2 separate regions of the Mus musculus genome follow, and region 2 is linked to region 1. Evidence: chromatin contacts called from ENCODE Hi-C data. All regions are on one chromosome and are shown on one strand. The core of a region is the stretch at or near the end of the contact, and the rest is flanking DNA. Distances in the headings are between cores, read along the strand shown. Region 1 holds the start of G930009F23Rik (a long non-coding RNA gene). Region 2 has its middle 50 kb from the start of Gm30609.

The links. Hi-C counts contacts between places; a loop is a spot of excess contacts on that map.
Region 2: a loop to region 1 is called in a map of T-helper 1 cell, with 163 times the contacts of the local background. The contact joins the enhancer-like site here to the promoter of G930009F23Rik in region 1. A Hi-C loop is called at or near these places in 3 of 37 maps with a recorded cell type or tissue (T-helper 1 cell, T-helper 17 cell and regulatory T cell).

Annotation. Positions count from the first base shown.
Region 1 is chr15:38,452,742-38,459,649 of GRCm38, forward strand. It overlaps G930009F23Rik (a long non-coding RNA gene), which reads right to left and starts at 2,767. Exons shown (of 6, transcript XR_875184.1): 1 at 2,362-2,767; 2 at 2,030-2,074; 3 at 418-662.
Region 2 is chr15:94,009,169-94,016,076 of GRCm38, forward strand. No RefSeq gene overlaps it. Among named protein-coding and RNA genes, the nearest start is that of Gm30609, 50 kb to the left of the region's middle. Within about 2 kb of position 2,497, at least 1 of the 3 ENCODE cell types and tissues checked has a DNase peak (open chromatin) inside an H3K27ac peak, as active enhancers do.

The DNA of each region.
Region 1 (6,908 bases), core at 1,517-4,016:
AGCCTAGGTCTCTCTCTCTCTCTCTCTCTGTCTGCCTCTCTGTCTCTCTCTCTCTCTGAACCCACAACCCTCCACAGCTACACAAACCACCAGTCACCCAGCTAATCTCCCTACATTGGCACTTCAGCCTGGCAGCGCCCTCCCCTCGGGGGTGGGGGTGGGGTGGGGTTTCCATGACCTCAGCGCCAGAGAATGTGGGGGATGGGCGGAACAGCTGGGCCCGAAGGGAAGGTCAGAGCAAGGCTTTGGAATTACTGGGCCACTGGAGATGTGGCTTAGTGTCACTAACCTCGCAGGTGGCAAGGCTGGCCCACCATGTCCGAGGGAGCCAGGCACCTGTGATCAGGCCTGGTGTACTAGGACATGTAGCCGGGCCTCTCCTGTGATGATTGTCAACTGGGTCATTTCTTGGCTCACCTAGTCCTCTCTTCTGACTTGTTTGAAGGTGTTTTGCAGGCTCCCTGTTGCAGCTGCGGGGCCAGCCTGCTCTGTCCACGGAGATGCTGCTCTGAGAGGAAGTATGGGGTCTCCCGAGGCCCCAAGTGGCAGCTCTGGGGCCAGCTTCAGAGGCTTGCAGGCCCTAGGGTCTGCCCAACAGCTGCTTCATCTCACTCCTTTGCCTACCCCGTCTCAGATGGATTCAAGAACAGACCTAAGGTGACCTGTTGGAGCAAACAGAAATACAGTGTAGCTGACTAAATTTGAGCATCAGAGAAATAATTTTTTTTAGTATCAGTACACACCTCATGAAATATTTGAGACATATGTTTAAAAGGGGGTTGGTGCTTATCAAGAATTCAAATTTAATAGGATGGCTGGAAATTCAGGCAGGACCTCATTTTATTTTCAAATTCTATAAATGCCCCTCTTCTCTGCTTATTTGTGGGGAGACACTTAGGAATAAGCCTACAATACACATTAATATTCTTCTGTTATTATGAAATTAATCCAGTTTTAAAGCTCTGGAACATTATTGATTTTTGGAAACATTTCTGCAACTTTTTATTAACTTCATATTTCATAGTTTATAATAAAGACTTCCAGCGGATAATTTCTTTTTCCTTCTCTTTCTTATTTCTGTATGTTGTTGTGGACTGTACTGCTGGCGGATAGAAAGGCATTCTAGTCTTACCTGACTGTGAATCAGGCTGAAGGGAATGATGCTAGCTATGTTGCCAGGCAAGGTCTGAGCTTCTGGGCTCATGAAGCCCTCATGCCCTATAACCCAAACAGAACTGGGAATGCTTGCCACCACACCTGGCCCTTTATTGCTGTTTCCTGCCCTCCTCAGTAGGGGATACACACACAGGAGGAAGGAAAGACAGACATGTGCTACTACAAACCCCAACCTCAAGATGCTAACATGCACCCTGCTTCCTTTGGAAAGTCAAGCACTAGGGTGAGTCCAGCACTCCCTGGAATGACAGATGTCCCTGGTATAAACAGAGTCATGACAGCTTGCTCTGTTCTTTGCATAGTAAGGCTCGAAACTCAACTCTACAGACCAGGGTCCCAGGTCTCTGTCTCTGGACATGTCAAGAGCCTGAACCACATTCTCAATGCAGCTCAGCTAGAAAGCCTACTCTCTCAGCCACATGGCCTCTCCTAGGTCTTCAGGGAAGAGGCTTGGGGACAGCCTGGCCCTGTGTGTAGTGGCTCCCTGGCAAGGGACCATCGAGAGACCCTCCCTGCCCTTGCAGGGAGACATCTGTGAATACCCAGCAGGGTCAGAAGTTCAGGAGCCACCCCTTTGATGTAGCCTCTCCTCAGCCACCTACGCAGACAGAGACTCCAGACTGGACTCCCACCCCCACCCCTCTGGTGCCTTCTCTCCTCCTCCTTTCAGGGCTCTCAAGCACTTGGACAGAGTGCCTTGGTTTAGGGGTGCACAGTGGACATTCCAGTCAGGGGCAGCAGGGCAGCAGCTTACAGCTCTCACTCCTGTCAATGAATAGTGGCCAGGAGGGTTCTGGCTCCACCTCTCATTTCCTCTGTCCATGAACTGTTGATTCATATGTGTCTCTCCCACCTGTTAGGTTAAGTTCCTGGTCCTCCTGGTCCTCAGTCTTCTCATCTGTGGAAGGGGCAAGAGAAGGATTAAAAAAGGCAATACAGGAGATTAGAAACTGGGTCAGTGACATAGCTCAGAGAGTACAGGTGATTGCTGCCAAGACCAGCTGCCTGCGTTTGAGCCTTGAAATGGATGATGGAGGAAGAGAAGCAACCCCACACACGTACCACACAAGAATAGCCAATAAGTAATAAAGGCAGAACATTGTCTGGCTTATAGAACATGCTTATTGAATGTGAGGTGCTGCATGGACAGCACAAGGAAGAGACAAGACGAAGCTGCTGTCTCACCCCACTCCGGCTCAGGGACTCTTTGGGAAGAAACCTGCAAGTCCTTGTGCAGTGGATTTCTGATGCCTTGTTTGGATGAGTCGTTGGAATGCTCTTCCTGCTCTGGGGGAAAGCCCACAGTACTTTCCATGCCTCCTCAAGGTAGGAAGGAGTCAGACACAAAATTCCTAGCTAGTGAGACAGCGAGGAGCGGGCATGTGACCTGGTTTCACCAATCAGAGGTGTTCACAGAAGACCTTGTCAGAAACTGAAGTGTCCTGGGGGCGACACTCTGCTCCACACCAGCCTAAGCTTCCCTAGAGAAGGTACTATGTTCACCCCTAAAATGGCATACTGGGATCTAACCCTCAGCACCCCAGAAGGCACCCTTCAGGGAAACAGTCCTGTGAATGATCAGATTAGGATGAGGCCCTAGCAGGTGCTTTGATGCAATGGCCTCCTCCTCCTCCCCCCTCCTCCTTTTTGTGTTTTTGAGACAGGGTTTTTCTGTGTAGCCCTGGCTGTCCTGGAACTCACACTGTAGACCAGGCTGGTCTCAAACTCAGAAACCTGCTAGCCTCTGCCTTCGAAGTGCTGGGATTAGAGGCATGCACCACCACTGACCTTGTCCTTCTAAAAAAGAAAAATTCAGCAGGTACGGTGGTGCACACCTTTTATCCCAGCACTCAGTGGGCAGAGGTAGTCAGATCTCCAAGTTTGAGTCCAGTCTGGTCTACAGAGTGAGTGAGTTCCAGGAGAGCCAAGGCTACACAGAGAAACCTTATCTCATAAAACAAAACAAAAACATGAGGGAGAGAGAGAGAGAGAGAGAGAGAGAGAGAGAGAGAGAGAGAGAGAGAGAGTGGGAGAAAGGGAGAAAGGGAGAAAGAGACAAAGAAAGAGAGAGAAAGGGAAAAGAAAAGAAACATTGTGGCAATAGACACATTGTGAAGTAGAGCCAAGGTCAGGTGATGCTTCCACAAGCCCAGAAGCTCCAAACCCTAAAGCATCCAGAACTGAGAAAGGTACTGAACAGATCTTCCCAAACAGCCCTCAGCAGCAAACGACCCTGCAAGCTACTGCCCACAGGACTGCTGGCTGGCCCAGACTGAGGACTTGTGAGAGGCGCCATAGCTGACCCGTACAGGGAGAAACTTCATCCTGTCTACTGTAAGCCCCAGGGGTTGGCTGTTGAAGGTTTTGTCTATTGGCCCATAGCTGGTGCCCAAGAAAGCTTTATACTGGGGCTGGAGAGATGGCTCTGCAGTTAGAAACAATGGTTGCTCTTCCAGAGGCCTCAGGTTCAATTCCCAGCACCCACTCGGCAGTTTACAACCATCTGTAACTCCAGTTCCAGTGGATCTGACGCCTTCTTCTGACTTCTGCAGGCACCGGGCACACACATAATGTGGTCATATATGCAGACAAAACACCCATACACATAAAAATAAATAAGATTTTAAAAAGAAAGGTCTGTTCAATAACTAGATGTCTTTGCAGTTCATACAGCCAGATGTGCTGGAGAGACTGAGGCTCCATGCTCAAAGAACCTGTCTCAGTTGAGGTCCAGGGAGGGACTATGTTAGCTACTCCTGAGGTACATTATCAGGGCCTCAGAAACTGTGTAACAAGACTCAAGGATCAGAGCTGTGTGGCAGGTGGCTCTGGTGCTTGGCTGCCTGTTCTTGTGGCTTTGAGACCGAACTATGAACTGAGGAGTCACAAGATACCTTGTTCCAACTCTTTCTCCTGAAAGCACAAACCACACAAGGTCCACAGAAGGTTTTGTAACCTCCTGACTGGTCTGTTCCCTTGGTCACCAGAGGAGCATTACTGAGAGCGCAGACTCTTACTCTGTGTTCACAGCCTACTTCTCTGGGTCCTAGTTTAATTTCTCTATGACAATGGTATAAAGCAGGAGAGAAGGCTGATTTAGGGGTAGTTTGATTAGAGATCTTCTCTCATTTGGACTCTGAGTATGCATGGGTGCCCATATGAGTGAAAGACAGAGACAGACAGACAGACAAAGGGAGACGAGACGGGAGTAGACAATTGAAAGTGTAGTCCAGAGGCACCAGAACTACCCACATCTGCAAGAGAAACCGGCTGTCTGGCCTCTCCCCATTTTTCTGTGCCGATCAGGTCTCAGCAAGGACAGACAAACACCATCCAGATGGGTCACTGGGAGCCCACAAGCCCCACCCACCAGGAGTCAAAGCATGAGCCACACCCAGTCCTGACTGGGAATGGCATGTTTTATGTTAAGAAACATGAGCCTCCAGGATGCCACATGGGTCTGGGAGTGACCTCTCTCTCAGAGAGCCCTTTGTGCCTGGGACAGGGGTGGCCTGTTTATTTTGGCAGGTGTCCAGGCATTGCTTACCTTAAGCTCCCACACCCCGGGGCTCCCCACCTTTCCTCTCTTCTTGTATCTCCCTTCCTCCCAGGGCACAGCCAGGCTACCAGGGCAGGAGCTCAGGAGGCCTGGCTCTGATTTCCGTGACTCAGAGAGCCCAAGGCTGGAGGCTGAGGTGACTCAAGGACAGCTGTCATAAAGAGAACAGGGTTCAGGGGGCAGCCACAGGCGAGGGGGCATGGAGCAGAGGTAAGGACATAGGTGAGCCAGGTCAGGGCTGGGAGGGAGCTGCTTTGTGACAGGCGACACCTTCTGGTTCGCTCTGCCTGGGAAGAGGGTGGGATACAGCAGGATCTGTCTTGTTGCTGGGAGACACCATCACTGAAGGTCCACAATTATAATTGCAACTGTTCTTGTTTCTTTTAAAAATTAAAAAAAAAAAAAAAAAAACACCAGAAGATTCTCGTGCTTGGCAGTCTTCCTCCCCGCGGTTGGCTCCTCTTGTGAACCCACGGCATCGTCTGCTGAGAGATAATCACAGGCTGTGGAGAAGATGCAGGCCTTCCCTTAGTGCCTCTCCTCCTGGATGAGTTCTAACCCCTTGGCTCCTTCTCCTGCCCTCAACTTTCCAAAGCAGGAAAGATGGACTTGCTTGACCTCCAGCCCTCTGCTCCTTAGAGCCCGCCCCCCGCCTCTCCCCTGCTGGATGCCTGGGGTTGCCAGAGCGGAGCAGGAGACACCTCCCAGGCTAGACCTCACTTTCCAGCCCTTGGAGATGCCGCCCCTGCCAGTGCTGGGTTAAGACTAAGCACAAACAGTAGCTGTTACTCTTTCACCCCACCAGAGCTAGTCCGCATGCTCCCAAGGGGACTGGGCAAGAGTGGGGTGGTAAAGAGCTTCGGGAAAGCCCAGGGATGGAATTGGACCACTTCTTCCGGAAGTTGTTTTTTTTTTTTTAACCCCTCCCTCCCGCAGATTGCTCCACATGTGTACAGGCACAGCCATTCCCAGGATGGCCCATCCCTTTCCCCTAAGAGGCTGTGAGCAAGTCAGGAAGCAGGAAGTAGCAGTGTGGGCTGAACTGTTGCCCTTCTGCAGTGTTGAATTTCACCGACTTGGAGACAGCTAATTGCGTGGCTGTTGTGACATCTTGTTATAGCTGCTCTGGGTCTCAACAAGGCAGTGCGTCTCAGCGCCGACGGGTCCTTCTAGGCCACCCCTGTCCCGAGCCAGGGTGCAGCTGAAAGTGAAGAACCCCCTGTCCTGGGTATCAATTCCCTAGGTCACTCAACAAAGGAAACCTCAAGGTTGACTAAAAGTCATCATGCCATAGCTTAATCTAAGCACTTGCGTGGCTGAGGCAGGGGGATCACAAGTTTGAGGCCAACCTGGCGAATTTAGCAAGCTCTTGTTTAGAGAGGGAAACAAAGCAAGCTAGGGGTCAGGGAGATGGCTCAGCATCACATAAAGTTGCTTGGCACACAAGCCCATGGATCTGAGCTCCCTTCCTGAACCCACTTAAAGAAAGAAACAACTCCACAATGACACACACACAATAATGCTGGTAATGTTGGTGATGATGATGATGACGGTGGTGGTGGTGATAATGATGATAGTGATGATTGTAATGATGATGACGATGGTGATGGCAGTGATGGTGATGATGATGTTTTTAAAATGTTAAAGCCTGGCATAGGAGTGCATGTGCATGCCTATAACCTTAGTTCTCAGAGGCTGTGGCAAGAGACTTGCATGAGTTCGAGGCCAGTCTGGATTAACTAGTGAGTAACAGGCCAAACAGTATATAGCATGCCCCCATCTGAAGACAATAATGACAGTGTCTATAACTGTCAACTACCCCCGTGTGGAATGCTCACCATTGTAGAGACCCCACCAAGAACTGACTTTATAAAAGGAGTGATTTATCTGATTAGTTGGCTTATTTCTTCAAAGCACAGTGCTGGGAGCTGGAAGCATGTGAGGGAGAACTAGAGCTCAGTAGTTGAGCGCCAGCTGCCACGGGCAAGGCCCTGGGTTTGGTATCCAGCCTGGGAGAAGAGGATGGATACAGCATCTTCACTCCAGCATTTAGAAAGGACTGACGGGTATAAGTGGTGGAGGGCTAGTGAGTGGGATGTCTACAGCCTCTCACAATGGGTGGAGTCTATAGCCTCTCGAAATGGGCAGAGTCTACAGCCTCTCACAATGGGCA
Region 2 (6,908 bases), core at 1,247-3,746, about 56 Mb after region 1:
GAAAGACAAGAAACACTCATTTTCTCCCCTTTCTGAACATCCTGACATCAATAGGAACTGACTGGCAGGATTATATTCTCTGAGAGAAGGTACAAACTGAGTTATATAGACACATACTCTTATATTCCCTGGATCTACACTTGGTTTCTCTTGGTTGGGCTGCAATTTTTACATTCTTCTTGTCTGGAAGGCAGCCTCTTCTACTTTTTGTTGTCTCATTTCAGACCCAGTGACAGCACTCCCCGTGCCCCCCCCGCCCCCAAGTCATGCAGCAGGATGATGTCACTTTTATTTGTGATCATCTATAAAATGAATAATGTATATTAAACTTGGAGCAGTCAGTCCTAAATGACATGTCTTCATAAGTCCTTTCCTCCTTGGGTGCAGGAAGATGTGCAGAAGAGGAGGCAGAGGCTAAGAGCCAGAGAAGATGGATGATACCAAGGAAACAGTGTCTTCCAGGCACAGCAAGACTGGACACATGTGCACTTACAGAGACCATGAGAGCGTGAACAGGGCTGCACAAGTCCAAGCCAGATAGTATCCCAAAGCTGAGCGTGGGAAAGAGACACAGGCGTCCACCATAACCAAGGAGTTATCTGGAAGCGATACATGCTGGCAAAGGGAAATTTAGTTTTTTCCAATAAGGTCTCACTGGGTAATATTAACCACACATAAGGGTAAACCACATGCCCAACATTAGATGGACAACAGAAGACAAATTCAATGCTATTTTTGTAGACTTTTTGCCTCATATTGCTTTGTTTGGGCATTTTTGTTTGTCTTACTAGTCTTTTGCTTTTATGCATTTTGGTTTCTGTCTTTGTGTCATGTGTGTGTTTCTTGATTTTTTGCTATTTGTTATTGGTTTTGTTTGTTTTTTTAAGAGTGTGGGTGGAGGACATGGTGTTGGGTGGATAAGGAGGTTGGGGGGGATTTGGAAGAAGTTGGGGGAGGGGAAAGCATGATGAGAATATACGGAATGAAAAAAGTTTTGTTTGTTTGTTTGTTTCTGTACTGAAGTCTGAACTCATTGCATGAGTTCAGCAATGACTGAGGTCAAGCCTGACTGATGTGAACTCTTCCACCAGTCTGGCTGATGTACAGGGGGAATGGGGAGCTGGACTCCCCTGAACTCTCTTGGCCTCTGCTGTCAAATACTGCTATGGACCGAGGGTTGGCTCTGTGATAGAGTGCTTGCCTAGCAAGTCTATGGCTCTAGGTTCAATTCCTACCACCCTTAAGTAAATAAGCAAAAGGTTCTCTAAGAATCATATATATTGCTGCCTACTTAGTATAACATGTGTGTGATTAAATGAGATGAATGATAACTCAATCTTTACAAGTCTTTACAAAAGAGAAAGGTCTGTTAAGAATATTCTTGTGATGCAAATTTACACTGAAGATAAAATAAACAGGCCAGGTATTTGAGAAATACAAGAAAGCAGTTGATCTGCAAGTTTGTCTCCAAGTGAGAGTTGTTCTCCGAGTTGGTAAAAAGAATGACAACTTACAACCATCTACAAAACTAGTGAAAACATCAGAAAACCTATTTGAAATAACAGATTGATCCTTACTTTAGTTAACAATGATTCTTGTCCTAATATAATTTCCTTGATATATAGGTCTATTAATATATAAAGCCTATATGATTAGTAAAACTTTAAAGATGTTCGTTTCATTTTATCCTATTTATTTAAATATCCTGGGCTCTGTTTATTATTATATGTATGTATATACATATATATACACATATATATATACATATAATAATATATGCATGTATACATATATGTATATACATATATTATATATGCATATATATTATACACATATAATAATATATATTATTATATAGTATATTGTGTTTATAATATACACATTTATATAATATACACATTGTATATTATATATACATATATGTGCATATATCATTTACAAATAAACCCATGTACATCTATTGATATCATAAAAGAAAAAAAGTGGAGCCAAAGCTACGTACGGTGAAGTGCAAGCATGACTGAGCAAACCATCTTGCAGCTTTTGAAGTAGAAATTTACAAGGCACATTGGCTTCCTAGTTTGGACAAGCTACTGAAATACCTGATGGGATCTTATGGTGCATACCTGGCAGAGAGTGCCTGCATCAGAATTCTCAGAGATCTGAGGACAGACTTGGTTGCTCTGAGTCCCCATTGTTCAGTCAAAGCTGCCTAGAATCTCCTGCTGTTCTTGGGGTAGGCTGGGACAGTCTGGTCTGAGCCACAGCACATGGTTGTCTCTGGCCATATGCTTGGTAGACCATTATCTTCTAGCTGAGCCCCACATTACTTTGGTGGGAGTTCCCCACCCCCATCCTCAGACCAAGTCACAGACAGTCAGGAAGAAAACGTCACACAAATAGGAAGCATTATTTTAGGAAGCAAATCTCTGCTACTCTGAAGCTTTTGCAAAGCTCCGTCTATAGGTGACACGCCCGACACATCTGCTTTTGTGTGTGGGAGACAGTCTATATTTATCATTCAGGATGAGTCACCTTGCAGCAGAGCAGGGTCTACTTCAGTCTTTGTGTTTAGATGGCTCTTGGGTAGAATGTGCTGTAGTGGTTAAGCTTTAAGTTGTACATATCTGGCTTCCTGATAGTCTGCTACAGAGAGCAACTATAGCTATGGAGGTAAAAAAAAATCTCCCTCCTGCTTTCCCCTTTCTCTCAGGCTGACTTTAAAGATGTAACTGGAGAGGAGGTGCTTCAACGGATGCTGGGGAAACCAGGTGGCCTTTGAATGTGGCCAAGGAAGAAGAGAATAAACATAAATGTAAGAGAGGCCACAGAAATGTTCTGAACTGGCAGAGGAGCAGCTCTTGCCCGTCACTAAGCATCCAGTGTAGCTGAAAGCAGATTCTTAGTGCTGCTCTCAGACAGGACCCCAGGATGTCAGCTGTGGTGTGAGGCAGCGAGCAAAATGGTGGGAAGCAGAGGAAGGCACGAGTGCAGAGTCCTCGTGAACGTGAGGAGGTGACATGAGCCCACTAAGGCAAGGACCATACCCTCAAACCCATGGCAGAATGACAAAGTCCCCTCCCACATCAGGGGACTGAAGCTCGGAGGGTGACAAAGTCTTCTGTGTGCAAGTGTTGACAGTGTGTGCATACACTGCCCACCTTAGCTCTCTCCTTTGAATAGTTACAGTCTTAAGACTGCTCCCCTACAGCGACTGAGCATACTGAAAATAGTTGAACCTGTCCTTGATGCAGCTATATGCATAAATCCTGCCTCCTAGTATCTGTCTTAATATCCCCACCCCCTGTTCAACTTATATAATAAACCTGCAGAGCTACTGTGGTCCTGTGCCTTTTCCATCTGAGAGACTTGTGTACCAGATCCTTGATTGTCTGTGTGTCTGTGTGCCTATGTGTCTGTGTCTCTGTGTCTTTGTGTCTGTATGTCTATGTGTCTGTGTGTCTGTATGTCTGTGTGTCTGTGTGTCTGTGTGTCTGTATGTCTATGTGTCTGTGTGCCTGTATGTCTATGTGTCTGTGTGCCTATGTCTGTGTGACTGTGTGCCTGTATGTCTGTGTGTCTGTATGTCTGTGTGTCTGTATGTCTATGTGTCTGTATGTCTGTGTGTCTGTGTGTCTGTGTGTCTGTGTGACTGTGTGCCTGTATGTCTGTGTGTCTGTATGTCTGTGTGTCTGTATGTCTGTGTGTCTGTGTGTCTGTATGTCTATGTGTCTGTATGTCTGTATGTCTGTATGTCTGTATGTCTGTATGTCTGTATGTCTGTATGTCTGTATGTCTGTATGTCTGTGTGTCTGTGTGTCTGTGTGTCTGTGTGACTGTGTGCCTGTATGTCTGTGTGTCTGTATGTCTGTGTGTCTGTATCTATGTGTCTGTATGTCTGTGTGTCTGTGTGCCTGTGTGTCTGTGTGTCTGTGTGACTGTGTGACTGTGTGCCTGTATGTCTATGTGTCTGTGTGTCTGTATGTCTATGTGTCTGTATGTCTGTATGTCTGTGTGTCTGTGTGCCTGTATGTCTGTGTGTCTGTATGTCTATGTGTCTGTGTGTCTATGTGTCTGTGTGTCTATGTGTCTGTGTGCCTTTCTTTCTTTAGGCTTCTTCCTCTAAAGAGGGAACTGCTGGAAAATGTCCCCTCACCCTAACCACCACCCACAGTGAGCAGTCTATTGAGAGGCTGGAGCTGGCACCCAGTGGCACTTGGAAAAAGTCTGTCCCATACCCTGGAGCTGTCCCTCTGCAGCCAAGGACACAGTGTGATCCTTTCCTATTGTGGGTTGTCAAGCACAGACTGTTCCTGGCTCCCATTACATTTGAGTTTGTCCAATTTTTTTTTCAGGTCACTTGGGATGACATCTGGGACCCCCACCTCCTTCCTCTAATCAACATTGACAATTTTTCTTCTTTTCCCGGGCTTATCTTTTTTTCTCCCATTCTTGGCTAAGGATTCTCACTGAAGCTGAATCAGCTGGAAAAGGCACGGATGAAATTGTTCTAGGTTTGTGTGGGGAATGAGCCTTAGCAATACCTGTATTAGTCAGGGTTCTCTAGAGTCACAGAACTTATGGATAGTCTCTATATAGTAAGAGAATTTATTGATGACTTACGGTCGGCAGCCCAATTCCCAACAATGGTTCAGTCGCAGCTGTGAATGGAAGTCCAAGGATCTAGCAGTTACTCAGTCTCACGTAGCAAGCAGGCGAAGGAGCAAGAGCTAGACCCCCTTCTTTCAATGTCCTTATATTGTCTCCAGCAGAAGGTGTAGCCCAGATTAAAGGTGTGTTCCTTAAACTCAGAGATTTAATCTTCTGGAATCCATAGCCACTATGACTCAAGATCTCCATACCAAGATCCAGATCAGAAATTTCTATCTCCAAGCCTCCAGATTAGGGTCACTGGTGAGCCTTCCAATTCTGGATTGTAGTTCATTCCAAATATAGTCAAGTTGACAACCAGGAATAGCCACTACAATACCCTATGTTTTCAGCTCCCTGTTTTCACTCTAGCCTTCAGGAAGATCTGGGAGGTGAGTGTAAGGATGAGCTGACATCTTCCAGTACGGTGGCTTCTCTAGCCCCTTTCTCATTAAAAAGGAGGTCAGGGCCATTAGTCTCCATGATCAATTTTGTGGTCTGAGTTGGTCGTGTGATGATGTAAATGGCCTTAACTGCATGGTTTGATCATCCCAAGTGTGTCCCGTCCTTCCAGCTGGGTAGGCAACATTGTCTTTATCCTCACTGTTCCCAGACTCTTCCTACCCACTCTTTTCAGTTTGAATACGAGTTCCTCCTAAAATGTAAACATAATTTGGATATTGTCCCGTATTGGTCTACCACTAACCCTCAAATTTGTCTACAGGGTTTTGTTTTTGTTTTTTGTTTTTTGTTTGTTTGTTTGTTTTTTCCGCATCTTGAAACGTGAGGAAATAGGAGAGGCAAGGCAGGATATGAGAAGAACCAGTTCAGTGAAAGACTGCAGTCTCTAAGCAGAAGCAGTGGTACCTTACTCCGAGCTAACCGAAAGCTTTCCCGTTCGTTGTGAGAGAGCTGCAGCGGAGGAATGGACAGCAAGGAACAGAGTACTGAGTCTCCAGTATTACTTCTTTTTATTGGATATGTTATTTATTTACATTTCAAATGTTAACCCCTTTCCCGGTTTCCCCTCTGGAGCCCCCCATCGCATCCCTCCTCCCCTTGCTTCTATGAGGGTGCTCCCCAACCCACTCACTCCTACCTCACCTCCCTGGCATTCCCCTACACTAGGGCATTGAACCTTCACAGGACCAAAGGCCTCTCCTCCCATTGATGTCAGACAAAGCCATTTTCTGCTGTGTATGTGGCTGGAGCCATGGGTCCTCCACGTGTATTCTTTGGTTGGTGGTTTAGTCCCTGGGAGCTCTGGAGGGGGTGTGTTTCTGGTTAGTTGATATTGTTGTTCTTCCTATGAGGTTGCAAACCCCTTCAGCGCTGTCAGTCCTTTCTCTAACTCCTCCATTGGGGACCCCACACTCAGTCCAATGGTTGGCTTTGAGCCAACTGCCTCTGTATTTGTCAGGCTCTGGCAGAGCCGCTCAGGAGACAGCCATATCACGCTCCTGTCAGCAAGCACTTCTTGGCATCATCCATAATAGTGTCTTGGTTTGGTGTCTGCATGTGGGATGGATCCTCTGGATGGCCTTTCCTTCAGTCTCTGCTCCATTCTTTGTCCCTGTATTCCTTTAGACAGGAGCAATTCCAGGTTAACAATTTGGAGATGAATAGGTGGCCCCATCCCCCAACCATGTGCCTTGCCTAATCTTTGGATATGGTCTCTACAGGTTCTCCCTCCCCTTTATTGGGCATTTTAGCTAATCTCATCCCTATTGGGTCCTGGGAGCCTCTTATTTTCCTGGCATCTGAGACTTGCTGGTAGCTACCCCCAGTTCTCCATCCCCCATTGCTACACACCTCTGTTCAAATTCCTGACCCTCTGTATATCATCCCTGTCTCCTCCCATATCTGATCCTGCCCCCTTTTCACTCCCCCTCCTTTCTTCCTCCCACATCCTCCCAACCCTCTACTTCCCAAGAATATTTTGTTCCCCCTTCTAAGAAGGACTGGCTTCTTTGGTCTTCCTTCTTCTTGAGCTTCATATGGTGTGTGAATTGTATCTTGGATATTCTGAGCCTTTAGGCTAATATCCACTTATCAGTGAGTACATACCATGTGTGTTCTTTTGTGACTGAGTTATCTCACTCAGGAAGATATTTTCTAGTTACATCCATTTGCCTAAGAATTTCATGAAGTCATTGTTTTTAATAACTGAGTAGTACTCCATTGTGTAAATGTTACCACATTTTCTGTATCCATTCCTCTATTGAATGACATCTGGGTTATTTCCATCTTCTGGCTAT